Regions from separate parts of the Homo sapiens genome. Here region 2 is linked to region 1. Evidence: chromatin contacts called from ENCODE Hi-C or POLR2A ChIA-PET data. All regions are on one chromosome and are shown on one strand. The core of a region is the stretch at or near the end of the contact, and the rest is flanking DNA. Distances in the headings are between cores, read along the strand shown.

Region 1 (4,055 bases), core at 436-2,935:
CACTGGAGAGGGAAGAAATGACTCCAACAATGATCCTATGAGAAAGCTCAGGGCAAAAGAAAAACAACTGAAATTGGGCCTGGAGGAGACGCCAAATGCCAATTCTCTCCAAGCCTGATTCTTCTAATGGCTGCACTATAAGCCTAGAACCACCAGATGGAGCCCAAGCTCAGCTCCTCAAAAACACCAACGCTTGAAGGTGTTGAAAAAACCAAGCCTTCCGCTTCCATTCAGATTCTGCCCACCCCGAATACTGCTCCCTGTCCATCACTCTGCTTCTCTGGGTACATCTTTCTCTGTCCTCTCATCTTTGCCTCTTTTGGTCCCCCTTCTCCTTTCCCCAGCCTACCTGCTTCCTCATTCTCAAAAACGGAGAGGGAAAAAACCTCCTATAGTTTATGTTTTTAAAAAGAAAGCTTTTCCCTTTTAAAAACTCTTGCATTTGGCCTTCTGCCCAGTGGTACAATTAAAATCTTGTCAATGTATACACAGGGTTGGTTTGGGAGGACTTAATTAAGTTTAGACCACACACCAATTTTAAATGAGTGTATGATACAAAGGGTCTGTGTTGCCATCGTAGTCATTGGAAGACAAATGATATATGATTCATCTATAAAGTGCTTTAAAACAGCATATCCTCATAAATATGCTTAAACCATTAAATTGTGTATTTTAAAGAGATAAACTTCATGATAAATAAAGCATATCTCAATAAAGCTGTTAAAGAAAACCCAGCTTATCCTCAAACTGTAGCATTCTCTCAGCACATCTTATTTGTACTAGCTTATACTATAGTTTTCACAATCTCTTTTTCAAAAGAAGGAAACGTTAAACCTTAGTATAGCCCCATCTATAAATTATCATAATTCTGAATTCAGAGAGTCTGGGAATTATACCACCGTTTTATTTATTTGGCTTTTAGTGCCAATTTTATATGTTTTATCAAGACTCTGGATGATATGAATCAACTAGTACAGGCAATGAAAAAGCTAAACCCAGTAAATATGTAGCAAATACTTACTGGAAACATACAGAGAAAGCAGGTATTACACACCACTGCTTAAAACTCTCTAAAGGTCCTGGCTACTATTAGGATAAAGTCCAAATTCCCCATGATGGCACCCAAAGCCCTTCATGATGTGGCCCCGCCAGCCTCTTCATCTACATCCTCGCCCTCCCTCTTCCCTCTGGTCCCTCACTAGTTTGATTCCTTCTCATTTCTTCAGATCCCACTTTAGACAATACATCCTTCTGGAAAATTCTGGAGTGCCTTCTTCAAACCCCAGGCCAGATCTGGGCCTCTCTTTTTTGCTTTCACAGTCTGCTACATATTTCCCATCACAGAACCTATCACACTCTATTGCAGCTTTATTTACTCAATTCTTCTCTCCAACTTGTGTCACCACTATATTCTCAGTACCCAGCAGGGAGCCTAGCACACAGGGAATGCTGAAAATTCGATGAATTTGACTGATGAGTGAGCCTCCTAATTATCAAATAGCTTGTCGGCCCTTTGGCAATGACCATTAACAGAAAATAATAAGAATGTCCATGACCTAATCATGGATTACAAAGGAGAAAACAGATGGCAAGAGTGAACAGACAGCACAGAATCTCAGGCCCTGTGGTAATGCTCTGAATGATCTCATCCCTAGCCCTGTGCCACTTGCACAATGTCTCAACCACAATTCTCTCCCCCTGACCTGCTGGGAAGCCCTTTCTTGCAGGTCTATGCCACACAAACAGGACATAGACATCAAAAAACCACAACACTCACAGGATGTTCAGCTCTAGTTATCGGACCAAATGTTGGAGAAGTAGTAGAAAACATTTCTGGATCTTCCTCCACTCCTCAGAATGAGATTTCAGAGCCAGAAGGTAGCTAAAGATCATTTAGTCAACTGGTTTTCAAACTAGACTCAGCAAATCCCCTTGGGGTCATTTAGGGGAAAGACAACAGGGGAGATATTTTGAGCAGGCTGAACTCCAGGCTCCTTTCACTTACTCAACCAAAGCAACTGATTTTTAGCTTCTTACAATATTGGGCTTCTCCTATATGACTTTATTAAAGAATTCTACATAGCTTTTATTTAAAATAAAATCACTTACTTCATTCAAACCCCTTATTTTAGAAACAAGGAAACGGACTCAGAAGTAAATACTGTGCTTTTTCCAGCAGTTTAGCAAAAGTCAAGGACTTCAGTCTCCTGACTCTATGTTCAGGATTCTTCCCATTATGCAAAATCACCTCCTTATAAACTCTTAAGCATTTTTACAAAATGAGGAGTTCTAAGCACTACTCTATAAACAAACTAACAATGACAAAAGAGTATAAAGGAACAAATAAGTACAACCACAAATAGGGCAGTACTATACTACAGGCAATACTAAGTACCTTATATACATGATTTCTGCAGGTATCAGGAATCTCAGATCATTTACTTTACATGTTCCTACGTTACTCCACGGAGGTTTTCCCTCAATGTCCACACAAAAACAATATGGTAATCCCTGGACATGTAAAATGCTTAGCAGAATACCTTGCACATAAGTCACAACAAACAGTAAGCTACTACTATTATTCTATTCAGCTTTCACAATAACCTTATGGGGCAAGGACTCTCAAATTTTCCCAAAGTACGCAGCTAGCAAGGACAGTCAGAGTGAATCTAGGTCCAATTCCAAAGTTTATATTCTTTTAAGAATACCATACTGTTTGGCCAAGTCACTGATTTTCTCTATGCTTTAGTTCCTCTGAAAAAATAAAAGAATATCAACTACCTTACAGCAACACTATGCAATAAAGTTAGCAAAAGCACTTTGAAAAGTCCTATGCATACCTAAAGTAAGTTTCATCAGGGAAAATCCTCCTAAAAATAGTGATTCACTAAGATCATCCCTTCTCCCCAGAGTAAACAAGGAACTAGACTGAAAATGGGGTTAGGAGGTCACTTATCTCTGACCTTTTGGCCCTAAGTAGCCAGGATAAGAAATGCTTTGCTACCTCCTGGATCATCCAAAAGCAAAGTAGACACCTCTCTTTCTACTGCCTCCCTTACTCTGTGTTAAGTATGTTTATCCAGGCAAAATTCATTTATTTAGCAGACATTTATAGAACACCTATGATGCACCCAGCATTTTGCCAAGATAAGTAGAAAATCTTACCCTTGCCTTTAAGGAATCATACAGATATAACCAATCATAAAACTATGATAAAGAAGCCTTCCCTGACCATCTTACATAAGATAGCACCCACCCTTTTGCATCCTGTCTTCTATCCTGCTTTTTTTTTTCCTTAGCATATTGTATCATCATACATATAACCGGAAGCTCAGAAGAAGTGATTAAATGTGCCTAAGGGTGGGGTCTGGGAAGGAAACTGTTTATATTAAACCTTGGGAAACCATAAGAAGGTTTTTACAAAGGGAAGGACAGTCTCACTTTTCATGCCACCCCTACATTAGTACCTGGCTCAGTTCTAATTCACGCTAGCAACATACAGTGCCAACTGTCTCTCATTCAGGGCTCTTTCTATCAAAGTTCCTGAACCCAGTTCCAAGTGGCCCCATCCAGCATTTTGGAGGGTGGCTCTTCTTCCTGTCCTGGCAGATCAGGAAGGTCTGAAATAGAACATAATCAGGCCTGCCCTGCCCCTTCTCCCAACACAGCTGCCATGATTCACTTCCTGTTCCCAATAGTCATTTAAAGAGGGGTCGGCAAACTTTTTTTTAAAAAGTTTGATAGTATACACATAAGTATGCAAACTTAGTTTGAGAGTAAATATTTTAGGCTTTATAGGATCTAAGGTTTCTATTCCAGCTACTGAACTCTGACAATGTAGTGATGAAGCAACCACATATATACTGTACAGAAGTGAATGAACATAACTATGTTTCAATTAAACTTGATTTAAAAAAACAGGCAGTGGGCAGGGCATGGTAGCTCATGCCTGTAATCCCAGCACTTTGGTAAGATGAGCGGGGAGGATTGCTTGAGGCCAGGAGTTCAAGGCCAGTCTTGGCAATACTGCAAGACCCTGTCTCTACTTAAATAAA
Region 2 (4,055 bases), core at 533-3,032, 120 kb after region 1:
TTTCTGGCCCTGTACTAGGTTCTGGAAGGCGGTGAGCCAGCAGGCAGGCCTGGGACTGGGAAGCCAGCACTAGGGCTCAGGGCTTCTGTGGCTGCAGAGACATGATCTCCATCCCCCACCCACGGGCTGCACTGGGACTTACTTGTTCATGAGATCAAAGCCTTGGTCTGACAGCAGGGCCCTGAAGTGCTTGTAGAGGTTGTTGTAGGGGTAGAGGCCCTAGCCCCTGCCAGTCAAGTCCAGCTGGCCTGGTCCCTCCCTCCTAGCCACCCTCTAGGTCCCAGCTTCCTGGATGTCTCAATGACAAAGGCTGCCTACTTCTCCCCACCAGTGGAGCAGGACTAAAGACTGAAAAAGGCTGGCTACCCCAATGGCCTCACTTGCTGCTGATAAAGTGTCCCCAAATGTCCTTGTGAGGAGGGCTGAGACCCCAGCCAGTGGCTGTGTGATCCAGAGGACAGCGCAGACCCACACCACGGGCTCAACTGGAAAACACTGGAAGCTGGTTGCAAGGAAGAGTGGAGGGGTTGCTGCTGCTGCTACTCAGAGAAATGATGGCCACTAGTGGCTGAGCTCTGGTTTGGAGCCAGGGGCTGTGCTGAGTGACAATCCCATTAGATTTGTACAGTAAGCCTGTGGGGTGAGAATTGTTGTCCCCACTTCATATGGGAGGAAACCACACCTCAAAGAAGGTAAGGGCTTTCCTGAGATCACACAGCTAGTAGGTGGCCAAGGCCAGTTTGCTAATGCAACCGGGACCCTGACTGAGAGCCCTGCTCTTAATCCCGAACTTTCCCAGACCTGGGGACTTTAGTCTTAGATTCTTCTACTGGTAGTGTGACCTTGGGCAAGACGGATTCCCCACTCTCCCCATTTGTAATAAAGCAGATTTCTCAGTGCCCTTCCAGTTCCGGCATTATGTGATTAGCTAGGATTTATACAGAACTTTACAGTTTCTAAAAAAAGCATCTAGCGGGGATCTCACTTATTTCCAGGGACCCTGCAAAGTGAGAGAATGCCCCTCTATTTGACAGACGTGCAAACTGAGGCTTGGAGAGATGCAGTGACCTGCCCAAGGTCACAGAGCCGGTCAGCCCCAGCCCGGAGCCAGCCGGGGCTCCACACCGGACCCCCTTCAACTCTCTCCAGAGAGGGGAGGCCCCTCCGCGGCGCCGCGCCCGAACCTGGCCAGCAGGGGGCAGCGCCCGGCTTCCCTTGGCGCCCGGGGCCCCTCGGGGGGCGTCGCGGTCCCCGGCCCGGGGGTGCTTCCTGCCCCTCCAGTTCTCGCCTGGGCGCTGGGCACCCCCAACGCGCGCGTGGGATCCCGCAGCCTCCCTGGGCGCTGCCTCAGTCCTCCCTTTTCTCCCGGGGCTCTGGACGGCCACCCCCGGTGGCCTCCCTCCGGCCGGGCAGGTCCTCCGGGACCCTCTCCCTGGCGCGCGCCCGTCCGAGGGCACAGAGAGGCGGGACGCCCCGGGCCCCCGAGGCCCCAGGAGGGGCGCCGCTCCCGGCCTCAGTTCCCCGCGGACGGCCGCTGGGGCCAGGCTGCAGACGCGGCCCCGAGAGCTTACCCGCTGCCCGGCGGGCAGGTGCGCACACCCGGCGTACCCGCCCGATCCACTTCCTCGCGCGGCGTCTCCCCGTCGCGGCCGCCTTGTCTCCGCCGCGACCCCCGCCGAACTCGGGGGCCGCCCGCCCCGCCGCCCCGGGGCCCTTTCCGGCTCGCGCCCTCGCGATCCCGCACCTGCCTCCGCCTCTCCCAGAGCCCTGCGGCTCCTTCTCCGCGCTCCCCTTCCCGCGCCCGCCGCTCCTCCTTGCTCCCTCCTCCAGCTCCTCCCTCGCCGGGCTCCCTCCCTACTCGGCCCCCCGCCCGCCCGGAGGAAGGCTTGGCCCCCGGCCTCCCCGCTCGGGATGGTCCGGAGCTCCGAGCCCCGGCCTGCGACTCGTAGCAGCCCCCGCCCAGCACCCGGGGTGGGTACGCGCAGCGGAAGGGAGGTGGAAAAGGCCCCGGGCCAGCGCTCTCCGGCCCCCACCTGTAGGAGGGCAGGTGGGCTGGCTCTGGGGTAGGGGTCTGCAGGGAGGTGGGCCATGCCCAGAGACACTTGGTGAAAGTCCAGCCTCCCCTATCCGTCCGGGTCCCCGGTGTTCATTCCTAGTTGGATTTTTGTTTTCTTCGTCTAACAAATATTGATTGATCTACTGTGTCAGGCATGTTCTAGGCACTGGGGATACAGCAGTGAACAAAACAGAGGTAGACCTAAGGGAGCTTCCGTTCTGTTGCGGGGAGACAACACATTTAATACGCAAAATGCATAAAATATTTATAGAGGTAAAGGGTAGGGAGGATAAGAAAGCAGAGAAAGAAGGTAGGGAGTGGAAGTGAGGGCTCAGGGGCACCTCCCTGCAAAAGTAGCATTTGAGCAAAGTTAGGAGGTGAAGGAGTGGGTCTTGGGAAAGACCCTGAGCCGGATGGTGTCCAAGCTGGATGAATGGAAGGGGGCGGGGGGGGGGGGCGGTCAGAGAGGTAGGGGAGGGACAGCTCCCAGCATCCTTCAAAGGACAGATTCCGAGTGCCAGCCCCCAGCCCCCAGCAGGTGTTTGGGATGCTGAGATGAACCAGCCTGGTTGCAGAGAACCAGGGGAGAGAGAAGACTTGAGCACAAAGACAGGACCAGCAAGAGGCTTCCACTGAAGACAGTGAAGAGGCACGAACACCGGCCATGGCTTGTGTCCAGGTTTCTCGCAGCTCATGAGGAACTGGCCTTGCCTTCTGTGTCCTTACCGGTTTTTTGGTTGGTTGGTTGGTTGGTTGGTTGGTTGGTTTGGAGACGGAGTCTTGCTCTGTCGCCCAGGCTGGAGCGCAGTGGCGCGATCTCGGCTCACTGCCACCTCCGCCTCCCGGGTTCAAGCGATTCTCCTGCCTCAGCCTCCTGAGTAGCTGGGACTACAGAAGCGTGCCACCTGCCCGGCTAATTTTTTGTATTTTTAATAGAGACGGGGTTTCACCGTATTAGCCAGGATGGTCTGCATCTTCTGACCTCGTGATCCGCCCGCCTCGGCCTCCCATAGTGCTGGGATTACAGGCATGAGCCACTGCGCTCAGCTCCTTACTGGGTCTTTATCTGCTTGTTCTTCATGTGTTTTGAAGCCTGTTATTAGTTAGGGGCATTAAGATTGTTATGTTATGTTTGTTTGTTTTTTGTTTTTGTTTGTTTGTTTGTTTTTTAGAGACGGGGTCTTGCTATGTTGTTCAGGCTGGTTTCAAACTCCTGGGCTCAAGTGATCCTCCCGCCTTGGCCTCCCAAAGTGCTGAGATTACAGGTGTAAGCCACTGTGGCCAACCCTGTTATTTCTTCTTGATGAATTGACCCTTTTATCATTACGAAATGACCCTCTGTCCCTGGTAACATTCTTTGTCTTGAAGTCTCCTTCACTGGGTGTAGGGAGAGGCCAGCAGCACCTGCCGGCATTGGTTTATTCGCAGCCCACACAGCTGTTGGACATCTGGCACACCCAAAACTCAGCAGCTCATCTAGACTTTCTATTCTGTGTCCTTCTGTGTCCTTCTGTCTCCACATAACTCTCTACAAACCTAGCCCTCCCCTCCTTTCTTCATGCCCCACCCTCTTGGTTTACCATTTGATGATTGGCCTGGAGCCTACATCTCTCTCAATCTCTCTCTTTTTTGGAAGCCTGTGATCAATGATCATTAATAATGCAAACATTCTTTTCGTCTTAGCACAAATCCCAGGCAAATAAATCACTGGCAAATAGGAGTTATCGGCAACCACACCTCGGCCTCCACTCTACTCAGGCCCTAGGTTCTTTTCCCAAATAGGAAATAGGAAGGTTGAGCAATGAAAAATGTAGGCATTTCCCAAAATAGGCACTGCGGCTCATGCCCCAGGTTGAAGTCAGGAAGGAGGAAAGGGTCCTGTCTACACAGCCGAAGCACTTGCAGCTGCTGTTGGGGTCCTAGCCTAAGATCCTGCAGTTGAAAAATCCAAATGGCAGAGTAAATACAGACACATCCTGGGTGTGTGTCCTCAATGAAA

The links. Hi-C counts contacts between places; a loop is a spot of excess contacts on that map. ChIA-PET counts read pairs that join two places held with the same protein, here RNA polymerase II (POLR2A). Pooled maps may share reads with other maps.
Region 2: a pooled map shows a loop between it and region 1 (2.7-fold over the local background). The contact joins the promoter of HTR1D here to the enhancer-like site in region 1. A Hi-C loop is called at or near these places in 1 of 37 single-sample maps with no recorded cell type and 6 of 50 pooled maps. POLR2A ChIA-PET finds 5 or more read pairs at or near these places in 2 of 52 experiments (K562 and PC-3).

Annotation. Positions count from the first base shown.
Region 1 is chr1:23,098,751-23,102,805 of GRCh38, forward strand. The region is part of intron 2 of LUZP1 (leucine zipper protein 1); the gene reads right to left. Among named protein-coding and RNA genes, the nearest start is that of MIR3115, 56 kb to the left of the region's middle. Within about 2 kb of position 1,686, at least 15 of the 41 ENCODE cell types and tissues checked have a DNase peak (open chromatin) inside an H3K27ac peak, as active enhancers do; they include PC-3, where a contact is called at or near this core.
Region 2 is chr1:23,215,720-23,219,774 of GRCh38, forward strand. HTR1D (5-hydroxytryptamine receptor 1D) reads right to left here and starts at 1,783. Exons shown (of 2, transcript NM_000864.5): 1 at 1,572-1,783.